Regions from separate parts of the Mus musculus genome. Here regions 1, 2, 4, 5, 6 and 7 are each linked to region 3. A link is a contact called in ENCODE Hi-C data. All regions are on one chromosome and are shown on one strand. The core of a region is the stretch at or near the end of the contact, and the rest is flanking DNA. Distances in the headings are between cores, read along the strand shown. Region 1 has its middle 46 kb from the start of Gm48606. Region 2 holds the start of 4930448C13Rik (RIKEN cDNA 4930448C13 gene). Region 3 overlaps Spata7 (spermatogenesis associated 7). Region 4 has its middle 82 kb from the start of Gm48606. Region 5 overlaps Gm40287 (a long non-coding RNA gene). Region 6 holds the start of Nbas (neuroblastoma amplified sequence). Region 7 holds the start of Ntsr2 (neurotensin receptor 2).

Region 1 (3,873 bases), core at 1,228-3,727, about 82 Mb after region 3:
TGCAATGACCTCTCACAGCCACTTTGCAGGGAATTTGCTTCTGCCTCACATGGCCTGACCTCAGAAGCTCTTGGGAGCTTTGGTGCAAGCCCCTGGGATCCCCCCTTGCAGGCCCACTACAAACATAGCAACCCACAGGACGATGCTGTTCTTATTAAGGTGGACCTTCCCTCCTCAGTTACACCTCCCTGGCAAAGCCTTCAGAGGCACACTCAGAGGTTTCTTCTCTAGGGAGTCTAATGCACACAAGCTGACAGTACAAAGTAGTAATCCCCTATTGATTTTGAAAAATAAAAGCTTAAGTTCCGAGACACATATAGAAAATTCCTAAACTGGAATGTATATAGCTTGGAAACAACCTGAAGTGTAGAAACACTTCCACAAAAGCCCCTCTAGAACTCAGGAAGACAGTATTAACCAAGATTCCCAAACTCTGTGAACAGTCTTCATTTTTAGCTACCACTTTCTTCCCCCCAGGGAATCATAATTTTGATTCTCTTTTATATAGGGGACTGGTTTCCCTAGTTTTCAATTCAGCATTAGTGTTAAAGTAAGTCCTACTTTAAACAACCTTCCTCAGTTTGTGATATTTGTCTCTGTGGAAGCATGTGGCAGAATATTAGATAATCTTAATTGATGTATTATGGCCTATTGTTGGAATCTGCCATAGTTACTGATATTCCTTATTATTGATTGATTTAAAATTGTTGATAATTGTGATCTCTGATATACCTAATTCCTTCTCCAAACTGTATGTCTCTGTGTTTGTCTATCTGTAGGCCCCTTTCTGTATCCAGAGAAAACTGGGAGATTAGCCACTGACAAGAAATCTTTCCCTGAGCTAGGATTTATGATTTTATTGCAATTTTCTGGACCCAGCTTTTCAAGTGTTTTCATTGTTTTTATTTGTCCTCCCCTTCTCTGGTTTTCTGCTATATTTGGTATCTTGTTTTTTTTTTGACCTCTCTGTCCGGTTTCAGAATACATTTCCCTAAGACCACACACTTTCATCTATCTGATCTCACAGTTATCAGCATGCTGTGAATTACCTGTCACTCATTTGAAAGCAGCTCCTGAGCTCTGCTGTGATCTCCCATTTTGACTTCCAGATTATTTACCAAGCTGCTGAATCTGTAAATACACAGAGGCTTGGGTCCTTCGGGGTTTGCTCCGTCTGGACTGATACAGTGGTCAGAGAATTTACCATGCATGCTTTTGGATCTTTTGGAGTTGGCTTGGTTTTGCTTTCTGTCTCAGTGTCCAGCTCCATCAGTGTCTTACATGAGCTACACCCGGTCACGGAGAATTAACTGCTCTGTGTGAATCTCAGAATGAGTATTTTTTAAAAATGAAGGAAAGTATTTCCTTCGGAACCACATCCACTGGGCTGTGTGTGGTGTCTGCTTATATGGAGATCTTGTGGGATGGAGCTCCAGATCCCTAATGCCACAAAATAACCAAATCGACTACATTTTAAGTCAAGTTTTCTTCTTCCAGGGTGCCATGCCCACAGAAATGTTCTGTGGGGTTGTGGTACTGGGTACATGTGAGAGACAATGAGGTCTGGGTCTGCTCGCTTCCAGCTTCTTTTCACTGCCCACTGACTTTAAGCAGTTTGTCTAACTCCCCCTTTTGTGCAGAGCTTGGTGTGGTGTGAAGCTCCGGAAGAGGTTTCTTCTTCCATGGCCAATCCCGTTCTTTCCTTAGAATGGTATTTAGGGTCAGCTGACAGTCCCTATGTGTGTCTCATCTTGTCACTCCCCCGTGAGAGGGCAGCTGCACTTTCCGCTGACCATCTAGCCTATACAATAGAGACAGCCTGATGTAGAAAAACAGACCAAGGGGAAAAAGTCAGAAAAGAAACTGCCTGGCATTTCTTTATAGCTTAACTCATCCGGCGCCCACAATAATGAAATGCGTCTCCTCCTCTCGTGGGCTTCGCAGCTCTGATCCGGAACTCCCAGGTGCCCAAGTGAGGGGAAGAGCTATGAAAATTCAAGCGGAGTGACATTTTCCAAGGAGAATTGGATTAGTAGAGGGGAAAAGGCTGCCAAGATGAAAACCTTTCAGGATGGGGAACGATAAAGTGCAACGGCAACATCATACCTTCAACATGATTCTCTTCACAGTGAAGGGATGTGACCTTTGTGTGAAGGAAACCTGGGCTCCACCACAGACATTTCGCTAATGCTAATGTTCCCTTCCCCAGCTGCAAAATCCATCTGCGCCCTTCAAATACTTCTCTTCTCCTTCCTGCTCTGGTTATTTTTCCGGGCACGCTTCTTAAACTGCCAGAACTTAATATGATTTTACAACCTGCAGCCAAACTTTGGAAGCTTGAAGAATAGCTGACAGGCAGGCGCAAGTGCGAACTGACCTCCTTCACACACACATGGCTGTCAAGATAAGGGAACCCAGGGCTCTGCTGGTGTTGGGGGAAAACGGCTTAGCCTCATCTGAACTCACTTCCTGCTGGAGGGGCCGCTTGGTTGGTTGGGTTCCAGAGATAGCGTCTCACTGCGCTGCTCGGGTTGTCGTGGAACTCAGATTCAAGTTGCCTCGTCCTTCTGAGTGCGGGGCTTACAGGTCTCACTGGTTGGCTAAAACAGTTATATGGGGCATAATCCTGAGGGTGAGTAACTCGGGGTCTACAGAATATGTTCTGTAGGAATCCTCTTGAAACAAAGGAGTTATTCCTGTGTTTTTTTTCAGTCTTTTCCACTCTTTATAATCTATAGGAGTATCATTTTCTCTTCTACAGATGAGAAAGAGGAGTCCAAAACCTTTTATGTATCTGGATCTTGGGGACAGTAATCACAAAAGCAGAATTTGTACTTAGGTTTATTTTCACTGCAGTGGCCAGAATAGCTAGACACCGAGCCTCGGACACACAGTAAGGATTTTATATGCTTAATCCACCTCATGGTTGGTGCTTCCATTGTTGAACCTTTCCTAAAGTTCAAAGCCTGGGGCTGGAGAAGTTTTGTTACTTGCTCATGAATAGCAGTCCTGGGATTTTTTGTTTATCTCTCTGGCCTGAATCCACTAAGTGGCTACCGATGACCTTGAACTTCTGATCCTCCTGTTTGAACCTTCTAAGTGCTAGGATTGCATGCCTGGTTTGTGTGCTGCTGGCAACAGAACCAAGGGCTTGGGGCAGCAAGCATTCTACCAAGTGAGTCAAATCCCCAGTCCAAGTATGGGACTTTGTGATGAAGAAAACATACAAATCTAATAAGAGTTAAATGTCCTTACTGTTACCCATCATCTGAGTGCTGTGAGATCGCATCCCCAGTAACATGTTTGACCTTCAGAGTTGCATAATAAGACTGAAATCATGATGGTGAAGAAGGCAAGGAACAATCCTAAGAATGCTCTGAGCTTGAGCCAATTATTTTGTCAATAGACCATAGGAGGTTGCAGCTCACGATGTTTCCCAGTTATGAAAAGATACACATTCAAGATGAGTGAAGTTTTCAAACTATGGTTGTCACTCCCAACACACCTCCCTGAGCCTCAGGGAGTGAGCACAGGGACTCTTCTGAAAAGACCAATGACAGTTCTGAGGGGAACATACGTATATCACAAGTTTGAATTCAGCACACAGGTGGATATTTGCTGAATACCACACAGCAAGCATGGAGTTCCTCGCCCCAGAGATATCACAGCCACTTATGATCCATAATCTTCTCCCAGCTTTCAGATACAGAAACTGAAGCGCCATGAGATCGGCTCAGTGAAGCAAGAGAGTGGGAGCCTGATTTCCAATTCTTATTCTTTATGACAACTATATATTTATTATTCTTCTCGTTGTCAGGACCACTTTTCCTTTGTGTGTTTTTTTCCTTTTCTCTCTAATGTCTGTAGAATTGG
Region 2 (3,905 bases), core at 215-2,714, about 84 Mb after region 3:
TTTCACATTCAAATTTCATTGTCATTGGTACAAATTTTGAATTAACTAGATAATTTTAAAATAGAATCAAAAGGGATAGCGCACCTTTCATTTAAACAAAGTCTTTCCAGACTATATATATATATTATCCCTCCCTTTTAACTTCCCGTTTCCCATCAGCCCACCCCTCCCCCCTCCCCCACATTGTCACTATGGAGATTGTGTCCATGGAAACAGCCATTCAAACATCTTGTATCTTTTCCTGTGGTATCACCAGTTTGAGTGTGATGTGAGAACATAGGAAGGAAGTGTTGGCATGGGCAGTGCGCACAGCGCAGCGGGGGTGCAGGACAGGGCAGAGTGGGGTGTGGTTGCACAGCAGGAGGATTCTGTTACATGTGTCCTCCACCTTCTCATCTCTACAGTCTCACCTTAAAATCCATCTTCAAGATGAAGCAGCTCATGTTCTTCAGGAGGTGACACTTGCAGAGACTGTGTTTCGTTGCGTGAAACATGGCTCAGAGGAGGTAGCTAGGCCTCAGGCCTATGTCAAGTAAGTTCTCTGTCATTCCAACCTTGTGCTTGGGGCACCTCACCGAGAAATTCTCCTCATGCAGCAAACAATCTGCATCAATGGCACATGGGTAATGGTGTCAGAAGGAGCAGCCTGTGTTGTAGCAGCCCAAAGTAGTTCCAGCCTCCTGGTAGTGGGAGCATTTCATCTCTCTGGTGATTTCCAGCGCTCCCTGCAGGCCATAGAGCCTGCCACAAACCAGGTAGATTCCATTGGCCCAGAGAATACAACCGTCATGGACCCAAAATTCGTTGTTGTCAAGAGGCAGTTCAGGGATTTGTAACTCCAGCTCAGGCCCACCTTCTGAAGTGGTAGGTACAGAAGGCTTTGTGTCTGAAACTGTCTTTTCACTGCTGCCCTCCGAGGCTGCTTTTTTTTTTTTTTTTACAAGGGAGCCCCCTGGACAGGGACCGAGGACCTCCACCACAGTCTTCTGAGTGGTGGTGCCGCTTGAACCCAGGATGAGCAGCCAGGCTCCTCTGCTCCTTCTGCTGCTTCTCCTCCTCCTCCTCCTCCTCCTCCTCCTCCTCCTCCTCCTCCTCCTCCTCCTCCTCCTCCTCCTCCTCCTCCTTCTCCTCCTCCTCCTCCTCTTCCTCCTCCTCCCTCTTCCTCCTCCTCCTCAGAGTCAGTTTTAGAACCATTAGAAGTTCTTTCATGGCGAACCTTGACTTTATAATCCTTCTAATCATTTTGAACTGGAAATGTTTATTATCTGTCTATATAGGTTGAAAATATTTTTTAAAAGATATTTTATATTATAGAAGCTAACAGTTAAGAAATTTTAGACTTTTAAGATGAAAAGTTTAAAGACAGTGGGTTTTGCATTGTGAGGTAAATATGGATCATTAGAGATAATGGATAGAATGTTGAAGCTTAAAAATCTTGTTTGCATGTCAAAGTAAGAAAAGGTGGAGTTGGTAATGATCAGTTTATATTGTCCATCTGAAGCAGTCTAGAATTACCTTGGAAGAGAGCCTCAATGAGAAACTATCTAAATCAGGTTGGACTCGGTACATCTATGGGGAATTATCTTGATTATGTTATGATTATGAGATGAGAAGACAAGTCCACTATGGTATGCCGTTCCCTATGCAAGGCATCTTGAGCTGTAATGGAGTGGAAAATTACAAGCTGTTGTGATTTGAACGAGTGTCTCCTGTTAATCTTCACATAAACACGAAGTCTTCTTGATGGTCCTATGTGAAATAATGATAGGCTATTGAAAGTTAAAGGTTTCAGGGCTGATTACTTGTAGTAATAACAAATCTGTAGTTTCTTATTCTCTGGGAAAGATTATTTCTCCTGTTCTTAGCAATATATATATATATATATATATATATATATATATATATATATATATATATATATGTATATATAAAATGTCATAAATTTGAGTTCAAGAGAGGTAATGTATGAGAGAATTAGAAGACGGAAAATAAGCTGTAAACAGTATAATCATATTTAAATTTCAAAAGACTATGTTTAAAGCCGGGCGTGGTGGCGCACTCCTTTAATTCCAGCACTCAGGAAGCAGAGGTAGGTGGATTTCTGAGTTCGAGGCCAGCCTGGTCTACAAAGTGAGTTTCAGGGCAGCCAGGGCTCTACAGAGAAACCCTGTTTCGAAAAACAAACAAACAAACAAAAAACAAACAAACAAACAATATGTTTAAAGAGTTAGAGAAATATTTTAAGTCAGTAAGAATGTTTACTCCAGTGGATTTTAGAACTCTGATATGTCTCCCTGTCTCCACTCTCTCTCTCTTCCTTCTCACTGTCCCTTCTTCCATCTTCCCCTCCCTACTTCTCCGCCTCATTATTGAGTTCTCCTCCAAAATACATTGCTTCATTAAAATATCACCTCTTCCAGATATGCAAGGAAACGAAACTCTGTGATCTCAGAACTGAAGCACCAAAACTATGAACTACTGAAACATTTATTCACCTACAGAATGACTCAGGTATTTATTTGTAATAATGCAAAGCTGATTAAGGCTTAAGCATTCATTTATTTAAATAAAAAATTAAATCATTCAATTTCTCTCTCTCTCGCTCTCTCTCTCTTCCTTCCTATATCTCTGGTGATCTGAATTATCAGTTAATCAGGACACTGTTACAAAGAAGAGGAAATTGTGCATACTTAAATGAAAACATGACCCTTTCATTCACATGTGATCAGCTATGCAAGCCATTGTCTCTCTGATTGCTCATCAGAATGTTAGATAACAAGGGGTGGGTGGTGTGAAACATATTTAATACACTAGTTGCTCTGGAGGGACAAGGTCCATATTAAATTACCCTCTTACCACACTGATGTAAGTATTAATGTGGGACAATCAGCAAATAACTAATTACTGCATTTGTATTATAATTAGAAATCTGAGTGGAATAAATTACACATCCCAACCAGCAGAACCAAGGATTGGTTCAAAGGAATAAACTTTGTCCAGTTTAGGATCAGTTGGAGAGTCTAAATAACTAAAAAGGAATTCTATACAATTATTTCTTCTTTACATTTTTCCATCTTCTTTCCTTATTAAAAAGAAACTTTATTTCCTTTCTTCTTTAAATAAGTACTTACTCATAAACTAAGAGGTAATAGGTAAGTGCAGTATAATCCGAAAATTTTAAGACAACATAATGAAAATTTATTTGTGCATGTATCCATTTCATCACTGTTCACCTTAACATTTCAGATATTCTATCAACTCCATCAGGGAGTCTATCTATGTCCATGACTTTCTCCCTCTCTACCATGTTATAAGTGTGGTTTCCATTCTTCTTAAGGCAAATAGCAAATACTATAAATATCTTCAAGTTTTGTGTCCCTTTACTTAACAGTGCTCTTTTTAGGTTCAGTTATTGAAGAGAAGGTAATCATTACAATGACATAGTTATGTTCAGTTGAACTTGTTATGAGTGCCTTCATGAATCAATTGCAACTCTGTCTCTCTGTCTCTCTGTCTCTCTGTCTCTCTGTCTCTGTCTTTCTCTGTCTCTCTCTCTCTCTCTCTCTCTCTCTCTCTCTCTCTCTCTCTCTCTCTCTGTCTTTGTCTTTCTGTGTGTCCATGTGTGTGCACTTGTATGCCATGGTCTTCATGCGATGATGCAGAAGTCTGTTCTCTCTTTCACATACATGAGTCCTGGGAATTGATCTTGAGCTGCCAGGTTTGCCAGAAATCATCCCTTCCTGCTGAGTCATTTCACTGACATTAATATATTCATTTTTTATGAAGACTAACTTTATTTTTTTCTGAGGCGTAGCATTTTGGATAGTCTCTTTCCAACTTAAATTTTTTTGTATGAACTTCTTGGCATTATTTTCATTATTGTCGAACACTTGAGAAATTTGGAA
Region 3 (3,890 bases), core at 1,289-3,788:
GTCCTAAGAAGGACACAAATTAGAATGGGTGAGGGCTCCAGACACAGACACACACAGACACACACACAGACACACACACAGACACACACACAGATTCAGAGTTAGAGGAAGCAGCAGCCAGCGTGGGGGTCTGCTGAGGGGCAATGAGTAAGGATCTGTTGTACAGCTACTGCTGAGAAAAGGTGGAGTTCAGGAATGGAATAAAAGTGGGTGGATGCAGAGTCCAAGGCTAGCCCAAGAGCCAAGACGAAGGAAGCATGGGAAAAGATGCCATGAACACTTGATCTTAGTCAAAGGCTCAGACGCATAAAGGTGCTGCTTTGAAAGGTGCTGGAGATGTGGCTCAGTTGGTAGAGTGCTTGCCTAGCATGCACAAGGACCCAGGCTCAGTGCTCAACACCCTCTAAAATGAGCATAGCCTTTAGTTCCACCACTGGGGAGGTGGAAGCATGAAGGTCAGAAGTTCAAGGTCAGCCTCTGCCAACAGAGCGGCTTCAGCTAAGCCTGAGTCACGAGACCCTGCCTTAAAAGTTGAGAGATTTCCAGAGGCTGGAGGAAGGGATGCCCTGTGGGACACCAGACACTGGAGCAGGACACCCCACCTCAGCACTGTGCTTTCTCCCAGGCCAGCTTGTCATCCTCAAACCCTATCTCGGGCAGCACCGGCAACATGAGAACTTAGCACATTACAGTGGCTGAATAGCCAATCACATTACTGTAAATAGTTGAAAAGACAAAAGAGAGGCTAGTCTCTTGAAACACTGGTTTTGTTTTGTGTGGTTTGTGGTTTTTGTTTGAGACAAGAGTCTCCTAACCCTCAAGCCCCTGTACGTTATAAGATGTAAACACCGTCCCAGATTATAAACCATTGTCAGTTCCCATGAGGTCACTGTGTTAGACCAAACATGTTCTGAAAAATGACTTTAGAAGTGGTGGATGAAGCCTCAGGTAACACAGGGGTCCCCAGCCTTGCATCTGCGCTCTTGTGTATCATCCCCTCACCCCTAAGACTGCAAGAGACCCGTGACTGTCCTGCTTCTCACCAAGAGTTACCTGCCTTGCTAGCAGTCTCTGTGGTTCTCCTTTGCCAAGCTGTGACCTGCTTAGGGAGCATGCACATGGCAGGAGATGGCAAGTAGCCATCTGTCCGCCAGCCAGCCAAGACCAGATGAAACTCGCAGATCTATGGTGCAAGAAAAGGAATTCTGCTGGCAACTGTAGCATGGAAGCAGTTTCTCCCCCAGTCGAGCCTCCTGATGCCATCACAGCCCTGAATACCACCTGGACTGTAGCTTTTGACCCCATCACTCTGTGTTTCAATTCTTGAACCATAGCAATATGAGAGCAATAATAAATATGTGGTGTTTCAAGACACTAAAATTGTGGTAATTTATTACATAGCATTGAAATTACAGAAATCTTAATATGTAAAAGGGGACAAAAAAAAAGAAGAAAAGTAATATTGAGTTACTGGCCACATGGAGTGTTTATTAATGTAGATCCAGAGGTCAGTCTTCAATGCTCATTCCCATGATTCGTAGAGTCGATAATTCCTTACCATGATTACTGCCACCATTGATGCTGGGGAATGGACCAGATGGGGACAGTGATGTGCTCAGACAACAGAGTTCCCTGGAAGTCTCAGCCCTTTCAAAGTCACTGTCACCTTCAATGACATCCACAGAGGTTTCCTGGTCTATTACACTATCAGAAACACTTGGATTGTTTTCATTCCAGGGTGAGGCTTCATTATCTGTTTCGTCATTGACCTGTTGAATTATAACACCCTCTGAATGCTTGACTTTATGGGCGGGTATTAAAAATTCGCCCGGTAAAGAGAACATCTTGTTTTCGTCCTTCGGCACAGCCGACAGCATGTCCAGGGCCTCCTGGTACTGCTGGCGCTCGTGGTGACTCACTGTTTCTTCATCACTTACAAACTCATTTTCTCTTGAAATCAGAGCCTTTTGAAAATGAAGTTGATTCAACATTCTGAAATGTTTTTGCTTTGCTGGGTCTTCCTCAGATATGCAGCCTAAGTCAACCTTCAGCCCATGCAGCAGGTAGCGCATCTTTCCCTAGAATTGGGGGGAAAGCAATTCTGAGGGTCGTTACATTCGCTACACTATTAAAACTGAACTCTATCTGCAGCGCTGCTAGTCTCATGATCACACTCTCCCAGTCCTGCCCCTTTCCCCTCATAAAAAGCACAAGGCAGAAAGTGCCTATTTTAAATAAAACATATTCTTTTAGAGAATAGAAAAACATTAAATTCCAAAGAAAGACCAACCTCCTCCAAATGATGTTTATTTTTCTTTATATGTCGCTCAAACAGTCGCTCTAGAAACCTACAAATGATAAAGAAAAATATTAGTATCTTAAACTCAGATAACCTACTAAATGTAAAATAGTTACATAACATAAAAACCGACAAAGGCTGCAAAGTAGTTTTCAGATGAATGGTTTTCCCTGTGAAGCTAGAAACAAATCCTTCCTGCTCTGTCACGTGCTCTAACCTGGCAGGCAGCCTGGCTTCTGTTACGCATTTGTTTTTACGTTAGATAACAGACGCCAGTCTATCAGAAGGATTACGTACTACTTATGTTTCTGTGACTGTTTTAGGTGAAGGATAGAACTGCCTGCAAATCTCTCTCCCCATTAGACACACAGACACTAAAAGCTCCCTGCGCCCTTCACCAACCCTACAGAAAATGCTCTCACAGAGCTGTTAACCTTGCTCCTAAAGAATACTCTCCATGGACGCCAAGCCTACAAAACAGCCTCCAAGTGGATGCCAGGGCTTTATGCTAAACATATACAATAGTCTGCCTCCACTCACCCCAGCCACGGTCTCTTATGCAGCCCTGGCATTCAGAGATCTGCCTCCTTGCTGGGATTAAAGGCGTGTGCTACCATGCCTGGCCCTCTCTTCCTGCTAAAGCCAGGGTATGAAGACCAGTGAGAGCCATGGTAAAGGTGAGAGATTACATCTCTAGGATGAGTTTCCTCTCCCCTGAGGTTACAGCCCCTTCAGAAAATTTACCTGAGAAGCAAAGGTCACGATCCCTTCAGAGAAGTGACCAGCTTCAGGGAATACATTCTTTCTACAGCAGGCCCAGTACCACTCTTACTATTCACAAGTCTCCTGGAAACAACTAATTTCCTTGGCCACCATCATTCATACTCGTTAACACATGCAGTAACCCAGGAGGCCTGGGTTGTCCTATCATGTTTAGAGATCCAGAAACTTGTATCCTACTCTACAGCTACTGCTAACATTCTGGAATTGCACACCCGGACATTGTTATATGCTTATATATTTCCTCAAGCTGGGATTAAATAATACATATTATTTTGGTATAAATACACACACACATACACACATTATTTTGGTATAAATACACACACACACACACACACACACACACAAACACACAAACACACGCATTTTCTCATCAACTAGATGAGATCAACTGAAAGGTTGAACACCTTTCAGTGTGAAGAACTCCATCTTGCACCATTTAGTTTCTTTCTCAGTCTGGTTTTATGTTTGGTCTTATGAACCAGTGCTAAATCTTAAAGAGGAAATATAAACATTTAAGGAAACATGTAAATGATATGCAAATTTTGGGGTTGTATTAAAAAACATAAAAGTTACCATTTTAACCCTGTAAAATGTGTAGTCCAGTAGGGTTCCACCTATTGGTGCTGCTGGGAAGTGGCTCTCTAAACTGTTTCACCTTGAAACTTAAAAACTCCTTATGCAGTTCTTAAAAGTTACTAGTTTTGTCTCAACAATAAAAGAACCTCTGGTGGAATCACCATGCCTGACCTCAAGCTGTGCTATAGAGCAACTGTGATTAAAAACTGCATGGTACTGGTACAGCGAC
Region 4 (3,918 bases), core at 100-2,599, about 83 Mb after region 3:
CAGACGAGTTATAAGCTTTGGAGTTCTTCCACAGTGAACTTTCACATCTAGCCCAGAACACTCTGACACTCTGTCTTATACCACTTGGTGAGACCTTTGGTGGAAATTCAAGGTCTGGGCTTTTGACAAATTTCTTTTTTCCTTAGTCTGTTCATCGTTGGCACCTGATGGGGGCTATGATATTAGTACGGGAGGTTCCACCCTGCTTGATCATACAAACGCTAGAACATCAGTGTAAATCTCAATTCTCCCAGATCCCACCTTGACAGCCTACGTACATGAGAAAAAAGTACTTTCAAATTACCCCTGAATATACACCATCATAAAGATCCCATACATTCAAATTGCTTTTAAACAACAAACCCATAGCCTGTGAGCAGTGAAGCTATAAAAGTGTGTGAATCATCCTTCCAGAAGTCTCGCCTCCAGGCACGCCTGACACCCTTCCTTGCCGGAAACTCAACCTTCACAAAGACTGGAGGCTGCTGACAGCCTTCTGGGGAATAGATTATCTGATTCCACAGGCAGTTAAGAATAACATACAAATGTCATTTAGACGGACAATTTCTATGTGGATCAAAAGACACACTCAAGTTACTGGCTATGCTAGCCAAACCCTTTACTTCAATAATATCACAGCAAACCCACAAAACCTTTCTGGACTGAATGAGTACCAGTGTGGTGTGTGGGAGCTCTTCAGACATTCCTTCCAGGTTAGTAGATTATTTGCAATTCAGCTCTTTTACTGATGAGCATGTTATGCAACGAGCAGCAGCAGCCCAGGGGGAAAGCTAAAAGCCTGGGCTGCTTAAATTTTTCCACTGGATACTCACAGCCAGCTGGAGAGAGTGAATGAATATGCCTGGCTCTCCTGCCCTACTCCACCAAATGCCAGGGTGTGAGAGGGAGGGACACAGTGGCTAAGTTCACGGGCTCTGGTGGGAGATGCTGTGACGTTGGAGTTCTGTTGCTTTGGGGAGTCTACAGCCTGGGGGGCTTCCATTGCCTCTGTCGGTTTGAATTCTTGTTATCTCCCTGGATGATTTTTGTCTTTTTTTATGGGATGGCTAAAGATTCAGAATTAATACATGCTAGCTCAGTGCTGTTTCTGAACCAATGGGTCTATAGGCATGAGCTATTTTTTTAAAATCAAATTGTAAGTTTCATGTTTATTTTAATGCAGGCAGTGGTGCATTTTACTTTATATGTCTTTAACACAAAAGAATAGGGTTGTTTTTTTCCCAAAATTTCTAATAAAACTGACCCTTCCAGGTAAGGGGTTATGCTTTTGTTTGGCTTTGCCTAAGCTCTGGTACCCTGATGGAAAGCTTTGCCATGCTGAGGAGGAACAACTACGTTTGCCAGGAGATCCTCCCAAAGAACATGTGCTATTCCTTGTCTGGGCAATGGAGTGAAACCCAGTCCCCGCAGTTGGATCACTGTGGCAGGGAGGGATTGCCTAATTCCTTCCTCATTGCTTCTGATCTAGGGAATATTCACAGTAGTCACCCCCCAAGTCCATTGGAAAATATTCAGAGTAATCACCTCCCCCCCCCCAGCTCCATCTCATGTTTCCCTTTCTGCATCTTCAGCTACAAGTAGCCAACCACAGCTTGGTGAGAAGTAAATGATTCCAGAAATAAGTAATTTAACCAACCATAAATAGCCTGTATTGCAGTATATAGTTATAATTTTTAAAATTTTACCATTAATTATTGTGATTAATTTCTTACTTTACCTAATTTGTAAGCCAAATGTCACCACGGTACATATATGTAGGAAAAACCACATATATGTAGGGTTTACTACCATGGTTTCAGGCATGTCCTGTGGGTGGGTCATGTAATGTACCCCTTGGATAACAGCAGACAGCTGTCTTCATGGACTTGTTCATAGCCTTGCTGCGTCTAAAGATCATCACCGCAGACCCAACTTCAAGCCCTGTGGCCATCACTATAAAGAACAATGGCAAGTGTCTGGCCCTGGCAATGAAGAACTGTGGCAGGGATTGGTGGTCAAAAGCTTGTTGCTATCTAGGAAGTCTGGTCTCGGGGCCAGGAGCAAAACTCTAAGCTGTTGGGGCATATAACACTTCTCTACCTATGCCATGAAAGGAAAAGCAGCGAGCTAAAGGACCCCATTGTTTCACAGGCCTTCTTATTTCAACTCCTCACACACACTAGTACCCCAGTGATTAAGAACATTTATTATCCTCTTCTTTTGAGAACATAAAATAGACATTGTTTTTATGAGAGTTGTTTGTCTCTAAAATTAGACTTTCAGCCTGATGTAGTGGTAGAAACTGAGGCAGGGAGATAAAGAATCTGCTGATATAGAACTGTCTTAGTCAGGGTTTTACTGCTGTGAGCAGACACCGTGACCAAGGCAAGTCTTATAAAAACAACATTTCACTGGGGCTGGCTTACAGGTTCAGAGGTTCAGTCCATTATCATCAAGGTGGGAGCATGGCAGCATCCAGGCTGTCATGGCACAGGCAGAGCTGAGAGTTCTACGCCTTCATCCAAAGGCTGCTAGTGGAAGACTGACTTCCAGGAAACTAGGGTGAGAATCTTAAGCCCACACCCACAGTGACACACCCATTCCAACCAGATCACACCTATTCCAACAAGGCCATACCTCCAGATGGTGCCACTCCCTGGTCCAAGAATGTACAAACCATCACAAGCACCTGTCTCAAAATTTAACAGCAAAATAAATTAATTATATAAAGTGATTTATTATATAAATTAGTATATAGCAAAATGAAAATAGACGTCATTTCTTTTCCAGAACAGGATTGTTTTTTTTTTTTTATTATTCAGGAATAATGTGAGAATTCTGGTGATTTTATAAATTTGCAACGCTGTCTACATATATTTGGCACTTATACCACATTCCAGTTCTATGACATGATATTGTGGATCAAAATGTAAACCTAGATAAATTGTATAAAATAATTATAATAACAAAATTAACAAATGTTTAATTTAGATTCCAAGTCAGGCTCATGAATGCTAGAGCTAACCTGGGTTAAATCTGTGTGTGTGTGTGTGTGTGTGTGTGTGTATGTGTGTATGATTTGAAAATGTAATCAGAATCCTTTACAGGCCTATTCATCTGGTTGGTTTTCATTTTTGAGAAGCCCTGTAAGAGGATGAGGAGACAGACCAATCAGTAAAATACTTGCTGTATAAGCATGTAGATTCCTAACACCCATGTAAAGGCTGGGCACAGGTGTGCTGGTCTATAACTCCAAGCTGCTAAGGCCAAAAAGACAGAGCCCTGAAACTCATTGGCCAGCCGGTCTAGTTAAATTGGTGATTTACAGGTTCAGTTAGAAAGATTATTTCAAAAAATAACATGAAGAGTGACTGAGGAAGATACCCTATGCTGACCTCTGGCCTACACACACACACACACACACACACACACACACACACACACACACACACACACACACACCAGTCAGTTGCTTTGCAACCCATAAATACAGATGTTCTTTGCAACTGGTCTGTACTTGTGCTCTCTTCAGTTATTATAACCATAGATTCCCACCAGCCTGATAATGTTCAGCCTCTGCTTGCACATGCATCTTTACATCAATGCCTATATGTCATGTGTGTGGATTCTCAGGATCTCACATGCTGACTTCATACTTAGTGCTGCTATGGGAAGGCATGGAATCACACATCGCTGTACCCCTTTGTGCTCACACGTTCAAATATAAACTTAATCAGGGCTGGCACTATGCCTCTGCTTTGTCTTTTGTAACTTTTGTGCTGCTGTGAAGATGCTATGACCAAGACAACTTATAAAAGAAATAGTCTGTGAGGCATTGGACTATGCCAGGGAACTTGGTGAGGTTGAGTGGGTTCAGAAACCCTGGTACCTCCGACCTGAGGGGAATATGTGTTTCAC
Region 5 (3,837 bases), core at 222-2,721, about 83 Mb after region 3:
CCTTAGAGGACTTGTTACCATGCTCACGATAGATTGTGTCAAAGCATGTTTTCAAGTTCAGGTTGCACTGGGCCCAATGAGTCATTAATTTCATGGAGTTCAACTTCCTCTTGTGCTTACACAGAAAGAGAGTTGAACTGGAGGCCGCTAGGGCTGTTTCTCACTCTGGTCTGTGTGTACTAGGGTGGCTTAGAGTAACTTACTGTATGGTGTGCCAGATCCTTGAATAAACCAACGTTTCTTTTGCCATGGTCAATGACTGGCTATTAAGGAGCTACGCCTACAACAGGAGTAGAAATCAAGATACATACCCCTCCACCCTACGGGGAGAGAGAGAGAGAGAGAGAGAGAGAGAGAGAGAGAGAGAGAGAGAGAGAGAGAGAGAGACCTTCTGTGTTACACAAGGAACCAGTGAGCAAGAGTAGAACCAGAACCCTAGCCCTCTCAAGGCAGCTGCTATCACCTTAAGTTCCTTTTTCCCATCTAGGGACTAAGTCTTATGCATCTAAGATTCCCTGAAGATACAGGAGAAGTTTCATATATTAACATTCTTTTTTTTTTTTTTACTTCAAGAAAGGAAAAAAAACCTACATCAGAAGTGTAAAATAGAAGCAAGTGAGTTCTATTTTTAAAAAACTGGACATCTAGATCTCCCTGAAAATCTCTACATCAAATACCAGCAAGGAAGGGAGTGGGACTGTCATCTCTGTGTTGTGCATGCTCAGGAAAGAGGCTTCATTCTTTAGAACTATCTTCCTCATCTACTAAAATCAAAAGACAAAAATGGCAATGGACCACTAAGGCCTGGCTTCTCTGTCCTTCTACCTGTTTCTGTTATCCTGTCCTCTGCCACTCCTCCTGGGTGGGATGGAGGTCCTGAAAGATGGAAGGGTTTCATTACCTTAATGGTGAAAGAGTCTCATCAGTGGAAAGAAAGACATAAAGATGAAGTATTATTAAACTAGGTCACATGCAGTATTTCTATTCACCTGCCTGAAGGGACATTTTCTTTATTTCACGTGCAGGGGACACTGGAACATAGGGAAGCCATTTATAATACTGTGACAGTCTTGGGAAAATGTCCCTGCAATGAGTCAGTCTTTCAGAGTTGTGTTCATCTGAAGAACACGAAGGACACGAAAAATGAGTATACAGTGTGCCCCCTGAGTCTCCAGCCCAGCAAGTATGTCTTTGAGACAGCCTTTGTATCTTAACAACCTAGATAGCGACATAATCGCCATCTGTAACTTTTCAGGGGAAGAGTGCAAGCTTTTTTTTTTATTTTTATTTTTTAGAAACTGTGTCACTCTCTAACCTCTTTGTGAGAGACATGACCTATACATATATTAATCTCTTAAAGGGCACCATGGATGTATCAGAGGGTTTGGTCCAGACTTGGTGAAGCCAATATTAATGACCAGAAGACCCAACAATAAGCCTGTCTGGAAAACATTCCTGGATGTGAGCCAGCCTCCGTTCTAACTGGTCTAGATTTGTCCTGGAAAGTACAAAGATAAACTTTCATATCAACTTTATCTCTTGTCCCCAATCATTTTCCTTTATATCTTTATTCAGAGATCTGACCAAACCTCATTGCAGTTGTGAATACTGGAACTGAGCCATACAAGAGCTCTGTAGGAGGCAGATCTGTAACTTTGGAGCCAGGCTAAATTAGCAGAAAATTTCCTGTTTGGGCATTTAGTGAATTTTGTTAGCTATATTACCATTCAATTTACCCCCCTTTAATGGTCTGTTGAAGAAGTAATAGGGACATTGCAACCACATTGCCTATTTCAGTGTAGATGTAGACGTAACAGAGAGTAAGACTATTTGGATGCTGTTTGTATTGGATGCTGTTTGTATTGGATGCTGTTTGTATTGGATGCTGTTTGTATTATTACCATCACTCCTGCTTCTGGGAAGACAGGAATAAAGCAGACTTACCTCAGACAGAGCATCAGAAACAGATCAATGAAAGAATTCAACACAACTGTAGCCGAGTACTGATAAGCTTGGATACACATGTTTTACCTTGGATACACATGTTTTGCCTGTCATAATGTACATATGCCCACCTGAAAGTCCTAATGCTGGCTTAAGACTCCATATTCTGTGTGTGAGGGTGACTCCTTTTCCACACATCTGAATGCAGAGTTCCTTGGGAGTCAGGAGCTGTGTGGCCCACGTCGTCTGTAGGCCTAGAGAAGGGTGAGGAAGGCAAGATATAAGTCTTCCCTTGTGTTTGCGAAATTCTTTAGAAGACTATATTTATCCTGGCCATGGCCACTTCCTCTATGGCTTTGTAGCTGGATTTGGCTTCCTGTCCTCTCTGTACCTCATTCCAGTGGAGGGTGGAGTTCCAGAAGTCACCACTTTCTGCTTCCCTGACACTTCCCTGTTGGCTAGAATCCCACCGTGACATGGCCTCTTCCAGCACATTGTTAATAATTCAATCACGTATTGCGCATGGGAACACAGTGGGGCTTTTACCTTAAGATTACTGCAAGCATTGTGATTTATGTGTCATGGAAATTAAAGGAAGGGAAGAAAAGAGGGAGGGGACAAAGAAGAGGAAGAGAACAGTTGGAAGGAGAAAAACCATTCACAGAAGAGAGTGGAATAGAAAGCTAAAAAAGCAAAGCTTGCTCAGATTAGGACCAGCTTCATGGTCATCCCTAGTTTAGAGACCTCACTGCTCCCTCATTCCCTGAGAGGAAACTGCTATATTTATGTTTTGCTACCGAGACTGTGACACAGATCTCACAACTCCTTAGAGTCACACATGTAGAAAATGCTAATTATATCTGAATCTCTCAAAATATGATAGTTGAGGTACACATAAGTGTATAAACCGATAATGTTAAATATCAACCATCCATCAGATTCAAAGACAGCCACATCCTGCATGGCCAAGTTCACATATGACTCAAGAGGTAGATTCCACCCTGCAGAAGCCTCTCCCACAACCCCGGGCTTCTATTTACAGATCTGGTTACAGGCCTTAGGAAACTGCTAGCCAAGGATTCTTTCTCAAGCTTCCAGCTCTGTTTTTAGACAACTCTTCACATTCTGTTTATTCTGCTACCTCTCTGTCTAAGACCTTCCTGACTGCAAGAGAGGTAGAGCCGGCTTGGTCCATGTTGAAGAACTGCTTGGTCATCTTCCGCCTACATGAAAGCACTCGGGGAGTACATTTTTAAATGGCAGTTGAAATCCAGCCCCCCAATCTCAAACATACATCCTTTTCAGATGGTTAAAACGATCTCAGAGAAGAAAAAAAAAAGTCCTGAAATCAACATACCAGAAATCATGATGCTTGCTTTTAACTAAAAACCCTGCCTGGGATCCAGTATTTTATACATGATGGTCACTTTCTGTGAGGTACTAGTTAAACTCCTGTGTCTATCATATACTATTATTCCTATCTCTTATTGCAACTACACATAGTGATGATAGGCAAAAAATCATTACTCGGTGAATGAATGAGTCTTATAACTCAGAATCTTGTGTCACTGATGTTGACTTAGTCCAGCCTGGCTAGCTGTACTAGGTCTTCTTAGACAATAATTCACTATATCAGTTCAGAAAATATTTTTCCGAAACCATAATGTCAACTTGCTTTCCTCCTTAACGTTCCAAAAGATCGTTAGTAATCCAGGACATTAGAGTAGACAGAAATGTCAAGGCATATGTACGTAGACTAGTCCAGAAGCATGGAATGCTGGGCAGTGATATGTGGGTAAATATTTGACATTCAGCTCTCTGAGAAAATGCATGTTGTCTTGCTGACAGAAAAATATATGTAGTGAACAGTTTACAAATAATAAAACATTACAT
Region 6 (3,647 bases), core at 387-2,886, about 85 Mb after region 3:
AGAGGAAAAGTGATTACCTATTGTGTATCCATGGAGACAATGTTATTAACAAAACACAGATATGTAACTACTACAGTAATTAATTTGAGTCCACAAACGTAAACTGAATGGCACTGTCTGTAGAATAAAGAATAACAAATACAGTGAGTAGAGTGCTTTCAAGTTCTACCAAGAATAAAATGAATAAGTAATCAGTAAGAACAGATACGTTACTCCCTAGGACGCTCGCTTAACAAACATGAAGGAATCATCAGGGAACAATTTGGCACAGTGGAGGGATATAAAGTTGATCCCAGGCAGAGCTTATAGGGCAACAGCTGTAGGAAACAGATGTAGAAATCAATAAAGAAGGCAGATAAGAAAAGGCAGAGGACAACGAGATTTCAATATAAGTTGACTCCGTGTTGTTTTTTTAATCAACGTATAGTGCTAAGCATTGAGACAGTATTACAGACATTTCTGAAATGCTAGATATCTTTATCCAACTTAAAGGCGGCAGCAGCCTCTCAATTTCATCATCTACAAAATGTCCACGTCACTCACTAGAAACCGAAACGAATAACAATATATGCAGCTTTTTGCCATTACAAGACCTAATTGAAGACAAGCAGAATAAATACTCAGAAGACAAGGTAAAGGAGCTCACTGGGCCAGATTTAAGAGTCTTCCTAGCCATGCTGCTTCCCCAGGGCCTAACACACGGGCATGCCAGGCACTTGATACCATGTATGTCAAGTAAATGGGCCTTGGGCTCCTGCTTTCACCCTATGACCCGAAGGCTTTCCCTAGGAAACTAGTAACTCCAGGGTCCATAAGTTGGCAAACACCACAACTTTGTCTCCAGCAGAATTGGAGAACCGCTGCTTCTTTCTCTCCACTCCCTTGGCATTCTACTCAGCCAGCACTTCGGGCTTGGTAATGAGAAACGTTCACTGGATTGGCTATCTCTCCTCCACACTGCAAGTTCCATGAAAACACTGTCTCTGAATGCCCAGCAGCCTGCACCATATCTGGGGTCCGAGTGTGTGTGTGTGTGTGTGTGTGTGTGTGTGTGTGTATCACACACACACACTGAGAGAGACAGAGACAGAGAGAGACAGAGACAGAGAGAGACAGAGACAGACAGACACACACACACACTAGTAAATGCGTATTACTGAGACTTTTAAAGGACGATAGAGTCCTGCGAAATTCTCCCGCCACAGGTAACAAGATTACAAGGCAAGTCCGGATATGACAAGGACCTAGGGAAGAAGAGTGACACTGACCTGCCGAGAGGGTGACAGCCTGAGTGGGGATACACAGCCGAATTCGGAGCCAAGGCTGACTACAGACACCCTTCAGCGAGCCCTGGACCCGGCAGCCCCGCCGTTGCCAGGAGACAACACAGCTGCTATCCCCGCTCCACTTGCACTGCGTGGCACCGCGACGTGGCTTTACACGCCCCGCGCCCGCGCCCGCGCCATGCCTACAGCCTTAAAAAGAGAGCCCGGCTCACCTGCACTTCTGTCTCAGGTGGCCATTCGGTATTGACCAGCAAGTCATAGAGAATCGTCTCCTCCTCGTCCGCAGAGCCGGGACTCAAAGCCGGCGCTGACTCGGGGGCCGCCATGTTGGCCGGGAACAGAGTGGTGGAGGGAGGGGCACTACGGCGACTCGCGCGGGTCATACTTTCCTGGACGCGGCCGCTGGTGATTGGCAGAGTGAAATGAATTAAGTGCGGAAAGGGAATGCTAAAAATGACAGAAAGGGAATGCTAAACTTGACAGATCTGTGGGTCTAAGAATGGCCTTGTCTTGTATGAGATATGTCTTGGACCCTGGTCCACTTTTTGTTCATTTGTGCCTGAAATGAGTCAAGTCACTGAACTTTTCTTACCCAGTCAGCGTCTACGAAGCTGCAAGAACCTCCCAGAGTGCTGGTGTTCATGTACAGATTCTTCTGCAAACACAGAACGTGTTCGGAGAGTGGACTTTAAATGTACCAAGGGGTTATTCAGTTCACAGGAAGGGTGCTTTAGGCACCTAGAAAAAAACAGTGAGGCTGATGAAGACACCCTGTAACAAGGAGAGCTTGTCAGCTGTGTAAGAGAGGATGTCCTAAAAATCACCATACAACATGGACTAGCCTCAGACCCAGTCCTCCTGCCTCAGACCCAGTCCTCCTGCCTGAGCCTCCCCAGTGCTCAGAGTACAGAGATGTGCCATCAGGCCCAGCCCTGGGCCTTCAACTATAGGTAGAAATTGGGTTCACTGGAAGTCAGGAGAGAATATATCAGTTAGGAGGTGCACAAGACATAGGAAGATTACGTTGCTATAACAGACAGGGTGAATAGAGAGGCCAAGCTGAGAAAGGGTGTGGAGGACGATAAAGATAGGGCAGCTTGAGGATTCCCTAGAGGGGAAACTTACCTCATTTGCTTGCTCGTTTATTCATTCATTCATTCATTCATTCATTCATTCAGCATATGCCTGTCTTTGCAAGGCCCTTTAGTGTAAGCAGAGCCAATTACGACCAAGACGACCACATTGTTGTTGAGTTGAAAAGAAGTGAAAATTCACAAGATACCTTTCAGAAATTATCCTGTAGAATAACCAACTTAGTGCATTAGGCAATGGTATAATAAAATGCACAACTGGAGCGTGTCTAATTGTTCCCATGTCTCTCCAAGTTCATCTGCACCTTGTACTCTCACAGCTAAACTTTTGCCACACACACACACACACACACACCATTCAACTTTGCTGTTTCTAAGACAACAGACACACATAAACATCAGGAGATCTGACACGGATGTTCTTTGTACACAGAGGTTGTACCTGATGTGGCTCTGCTATTGCTCTCTCATCTCCTTCCGGTTGTAGTTTAAATGCCACCTTCCCTCCGAACTCTTGTTCCTGTCTAAGTTCACACTCACTTTCTTCCCACTCCAGCTTCCCAGCCCTCCCCGTGCCTGCTCAGGTTGTCTGTTTGTTTGTCTGCTTGTGTGTTTAACACAACATTTGTTATCATTGGATATGCTATGTGATGTATAATTTATTTTACTTGTGTACAGTCTGTCCTCATCCTCCAAAAATGTAAACTCTAGCCCAGAAGAATGCAACGTCGTCAGGTATAATAGATTCATTTCACAGACGCACCGTGTCCCCAGTGTTTAGAGCAGGGGGCAAAATTCATACTTCCAAGAGGGTAGAGAGATGGCTCAGCAGTTAAGAGCACTGACTGTCCTTCCAGAGAACCACTGTCTTAGGGGTTTACTGCTGTGAACAGACACCATGACCAAGGCAACTCTTTTTGTTTGTTTGTTTTTGAAGATATATTTTATTTTTATATGAGTACACTGTAGCTGTCTTCAACACACCAAAAGAGGGCATCAGATCCCATTACAGATGGTTGTGAGCCACCATGTGGTTAACTGGGAATTGAACTCAGGACCTTTGAAAGAGCATTCAGTGCTCTTAACCACTGAGTCATCTCTTTTGTGATTCAAGGCAACTCTTATAAGGATATCATTTAATTGGGGCTGGCTTACTGGTTCACAGGCTCAGTCCATTATCATCAAGGCATGGTGGTATCCAGCCACACGTGGTAAAGGAAGAGCTGAGGTCTCTACATTTTCTTCTGAAGGTTGCTAGGCTTCCAGCTTC
Region 7 (3,614 bases), core at 850-3,349, about 82 Mb after region 3:
GATCAGGTCTCTAGAGCATAAGTGGGGAAGGAGAGAAGAGGACACATAGTGAGGATCTGCTGTGCCCTATCGCTGACACCTTCATGAGGTCACATTTAATTATTTTCATGACATCTATGCCTTCTTTTTGACATCCATGCAAATCTGGGCATGTGAATGACACACACCAACAGACAAGCACTCCGTTCTGCCCCAACAGGGACAGAGAACAGAAATAGGGCCTCCTGGGAGCCAGCAAATTGATAATTCTGACTCAGTGTCCCTGTTTTCCTCACCATCCCTGTCCTGAATCCTTTTCTTAACTTGAAGTTTCTTCCAACAGTGTCCCAACTGGAACCCTTCAGTTTCCTTGGACTCCCTCCCTTCCTCCCAGATAATGGCTGAACTCTCTTTCTAGAGATGGACATGATGTTTCAAATGCCAAACTCCTTTTAAAGCAAATCCATTACCAGCAAACTATTGTTAGGCATTTGGTCCCCTTGTCCCCATTCAAGAAGAACTTGAACCAGATAGGGAAAAGGCAGCCCCGTAGGACATGGTTAAACATGGGCACAATTGGCTCTTTCCATGGTTTCTCTTGGGTGAAGAGGGAGGTGGTAAGTGAAGGACGGATGAATAGGTCCTAGACTCCTCCCTTCCTGCCCACCAGACCCAGATGATACACACAGGATGGTGCAGAGAAAAGGAGCTTTATGCCAGGCACCGCAGCCTTGTACTGTGGCAAGAGAATAGGGTGGAGAGAAAGAGGTATCAAGATTAATATGAAAGAAACCAATGGCAGAGAAAGGCTGGGGACCCTCACCAACAGCTACACATAAGAGACAAAACAGTAGAAAAAGCTCATGGATTATAAATGTGGGAGAAGGCAGGTGCTGTGCAAATGGCACATACTCTACTCCTGGCCAGTGCCCTTGAGCTTCTAACAGCTCCCTCCTCTTCTGCTCTGTATCCACTTCAGTTGTGCAAGTGTTTTTCTTCCTGACAAACCCTTCTGTTCTACCACCATATGTGTGCCCCTAGTCTAATCCATTGTTCTGGCACACCCGGACTTGAAAATCTCAAGCAATAGCTGCAAGACTCCAGTCCACACCTGGCCAGGAATTCAATGCAGAAGATATGATGGTCCAGTCATCTATGCAGCCCCTAATCCCACACATGTCCTGATGCACCAGCCAGCATGCCTTTCTGCACTTTCACATGTTTACCCTTCCAGATCCTCTGTGTGCTCACGGGTAGTGAAGGGATGCTGCTTGCACCCTTCCTTGGTCCTTTGAATATCTGGGAAGGACCCTGGAGGAGTTGCTTTAGTTTCTTTCACTACCCCAGTGTGTGTGTGTGTGTGTGTGTGTGTGTGTGTGTGTGTGTGTGTGTGTGTGTGTGTGTTAAAGGCTAACTGTAGGACATAGGTTTCCCCTTCTACTGTACCCCACTCCCCACTCCCTTACCTGGATGAAGACCTGGAGCGTGGCGCGACTTACTAGCACCGTGCACACACGCGAGGCAGGCTCAGGCTCCCCGTCGGCCCTCTCCATTTCGTGCTTCTGTCCCATGATAACCGCCATGGGCAGGGCAAGGCCCAGAGAGGCGACCCAGACTAGTGACAGCAGGCGGCGGGTGCGGCGCGGGGTGAGCAGGCGGCGGGCGCGCAGCGGCTGGCACACGGCCAGGCAGCGCTCTGCGCTCAGGCTGGCCACGCTCAGCACCGTGGCGTAGGCGCACAGCTCACGCACGAAGTAATAGCCACGACAGCCGAGATCGCCGAAGACCCAGGGGTAGTGGGACCACACGAAGTTGTAGAGCTCCATGGGCACGCTGATCAGCAGTAGCAGCAGGGCTGACAGTGCCAGGCTGAGCACGTGGTAGCGCAGGCGCCCGGGGCGACCCGCCCGCGCCTTCAGCACCACGTGCACGGACAGCGCATTGCCGGCTGTGCCAAGCGCGAAGATGAGCGAATAGAGCGCGGTGAACAGCACCTTGGCCCAGAGGCGAGTGTCCACGCCCAGCCGCGCCTCCAGGCTCAGCCCTGCACTGGGGCTGGGCCTCGGGGGCCACAGGCTGCTGGTCTCCATCTCTGTCTCGTGGTGGCCTGATCTCCCTCCCTCTCACTGCCCAGAGCCTGGGCTAGCTGCCCGGGGAGCCAGCACCACCTCCTTTCTGGGAACCTCCAAAACTGGGAGGACACGCCTCTGGAGGGAGTTCCAGAATCAGTCTTCAATCTTTCTGCCATTTGGCTCATCCAGAAAAGCACGTGTTGGTGGAAGAAGGTGGGGGAGGACATCCTTTGAGGTTCACCTGGATGGCATTGCTGGTAAGCCATGTGACCCGTGGGTAGGTTTTTAAAAGCCCTCTGTCCCCACCCCATTGCTTTTCAACTTTAAAATACTACCCATGCTGCAGAATTTCTCTAGGGATCAAATGAGTTAATTGGCAGGCAGATGCTCAAGCTACAGTACAGACAGACAGACACAATTTGAACTTCGCAACATCCCTCACCCCCGTCTGTTTGTTGTCATTTCTATGAGCAATCTGAGAAAGAGACAGCTCAGAGAAGGCTTTGCCAGGCTTCAGCAACTTTGCTCTCATTAACCTGGCTGCCTCTGTGTGATGGTTTGTATGTGCTTGGCCCAGGGAGTGGCACTATTAGAAGGCGTGGCCTTAGCCGGGCATGGTGGCATACACCTTTAATCCCAGTACTTGGGAGGCAGACGAATTTCTGAGTTCGATGCCAGTCTGGTCTACAGAGTGAGTTCCAGGACAGCCAACCCTGTCTCAGAAAAACAAAAAACAAAAAACAAAAAACAAAAAACAAAAAAAGGCATAGCCTTGTTGGAGTAGGTTTGTCACTGTGCGTGTGGGCTATAAGACCCTCATCTTAGCTGCCTGGAGGTTAGTCTTCTCATAGCAGCCTTCAGATGAAGATGTAAAACTCTCAGCTCTGCCTGTACCATGCCTGCCTGGATGCTGCCATGCTCCTGACTTGATAATAATGGACTAAACATCTGAACCTGTAAGCCAGCCCCAATTAAAAGTTGTCTTTATAAGAGTTGCCTTGGTCATGGTGTCTGTTCACAGCAGTACAACCCTAACTATGACACTCTGTCGCAGTAATAACCTCAAGAAGGTGGCCAGTGCACGCACCCTCCTGGTATCACACTGTCCCAGGATGTCACCCTCAGAGCAGAGGGACGAGTGTGTGTTAAATCTGTTAAACTGTGCGTATTTGTGAGCTCATGAAGAAATGAGAACTCTGGAGCTGGAAGACTTTTTGGATACCCATCTTCCTGTTCAGAGGAGGTCTAGTGTCTACTGGGGACAGAATTAGATTGACACCCATACCTCCGGATTCTGTTTTTCCAACCTCACAGGTTGTATGGCCCAGTGACAATCAGTTTCATCTTCTTCCAGATCCATATCCACAATGAAACTGAGATTTATTCTCCTTCTATATGGGAAGGCTTCTGAGGTGGGGAATGGACGGGGAACAACACGCACTCCATGCCTTTATCTCCAAACCAGAGTTGGAGAGATGAGCACGCAGGCAGATACAGAGAAGCACAGCGTTGCGGAGCAGAACCAAAGCCTCTCTTCCCTGAAGATGCTCTTGTCAGGTTTGT

The links. Hi-C counts contacts between places; a loop is a spot of excess contacts on that map.
Region 1: a loop to region 3 is called in a map of regulatory T cell, with 17 times the contacts of the local background. The contact joins two enhancer-like sites. A Hi-C loop is called at or near these places in 4 of 37 maps with a recorded cell type or tissue (T-helper 17 cell, T-helper 2 cell and regulatory T cell).
Region 2: a loop to region 3 is called in a map of T-helper 17 cell, with 21 times the contacts of the local background. The contact joins the promoter of 4930448C13Rik here to the enhancer-like site in region 3. A Hi-C loop is called at or near these places in 2 of 37 maps with a recorded cell type or tissue (T-helper 1 cell and T-helper 17 cell).
Region 4: a loop to region 3 is called in a map of T-helper 17 cell, with 14 times the contacts of the local background. The contact joins two enhancer-like sites. A Hi-C loop is called at or near these places in 2 of 37 maps with a recorded cell type or tissue (T-helper 1 cell and T-helper 17 cell).
Region 5: a map of T-helper 17 cell shows a loop between it and region 3 (16-fold over the local background). The contact joins two enhancer-like sites. A Hi-C loop is called at or near these places in 3 of 37 maps with a recorded cell type or tissue (T-helper 1 cell and T-helper 17 cell).
Region 6: a map of T-helper 17 cell shows a loop between it and region 3 (16-fold over the local background). The contact joins the promoter of Nbas here to the enhancer-like site in region 3. A Hi-C loop is called at or near these places in 1 of 37 maps with a recorded cell type or tissue (T-helper 17 cell).
Region 7: a map of T-helper 1 cell shows a loop between it and region 3 (13-fold over the local background). The contact joins the promoter of Ntsr2 here to the enhancer-like site in region 3. A Hi-C loop is called at or near these places in 2 of 37 maps with a recorded cell type or tissue (T-helper 1 cell and T-helper 2 cell).

What each region holds. Positions count from the first base shown.
Region 1 is chr12:16,184,160-16,188,032 of GRCm38, reverse strand. No RefSeq gene overlaps it. Among named protein-coding and RNA genes, the nearest start is that of Gm48606, 46 kb to the left of the region's middle. Within about 2 kb of position 2,477, at least 1 of the 3 ENCODE cell types and tissues checked has a DNase peak (open chromatin) inside an H3K27ac peak, as active enhancers do.
Region 2 is chr12:15,047,948-15,051,852 of GRCm38, reverse strand. It overlaps 4930448C13Rik (RIKEN cDNA 4930448C13 gene), which reads left to right and starts at 1,464. Exons shown (of 8, transcript NR_045960.1): 1 at 1,464-1,553; 2 at 2,421-2,511. It overlaps Gm36128 (a long non-coding RNA gene), which reads right to left and starts at 149. Exons shown (of 7, transcript XR_381295.3): 1 at 85-149. It also overlaps the pseudogene Gm3838.
Region 3 is chr12:98,667,290-98,671,179 of GRCm38, reverse strand. Spata7 (spermatogenesis associated 7) reads right to left here. Exons shown (of 11, transcript NM_001289572.1): 10 at 2,291-2,348; 11 at 1,361-2,078. The coding sequence ends at 1,509. Among named protein-coding and RNA genes, the nearest start is that of Spata7, 41 kb to the right of the region's middle. Within about 2 kb of position 2,538, at least 1 of the 3 ENCODE cell types and tissues checked has a DNase peak (open chromatin) inside an H3K27ac peak, as active enhancers do.
Region 4 is chr12:16,148,163-16,152,080 of GRCm38, reverse strand. No RefSeq gene overlaps it. Among named protein-coding and RNA genes, the nearest start is that of Gm48606, 82 kb to the left of the region's middle. Within about 2 kb of position 1,349, at least 2 of the 3 ENCODE cell types and tissues checked have a DNase peak (open chromatin) inside an H3K27ac peak, as active enhancers do.
Region 5 is chr12:15,716,667-15,720,503 of GRCm38, reverse strand. Gm40287 (a long non-coding RNA gene) reads right to left here. Exons shown (of 6, transcript XR_872503.1): 3 at 2,076-2,198. Among named protein-coding and RNA genes, the nearest start is that of Mir6387, 83 kb to the left of the region's middle. Within about 2 kb of position 1,471, at least 1 of the 3 ENCODE cell types and tissues checked has a DNase peak (open chromatin) inside an H3K27ac peak, as active enhancers do.
Region 6 is chr12:13,267,116-13,270,762 of GRCm38, reverse strand. It overlaps Nbas (neuroblastoma amplified sequence), which reads right to left and starts at 1,636. Exons shown (of 52, transcript NM_027706.1): 1 at 1,499-1,636. The coding sequence starts at 1,612.
Region 7 is chr12:16,651,955-16,655,568 of GRCm38, reverse strand. It overlaps Ntsr2 (neurotensin receptor 2), which reads right to left and starts at 2,099. Exons shown (of 4, transcript NM_008747.2): 1 at 1,446-2,099. The coding sequence starts at 2,069. It also overlaps a transcript of Lpin1 not described here.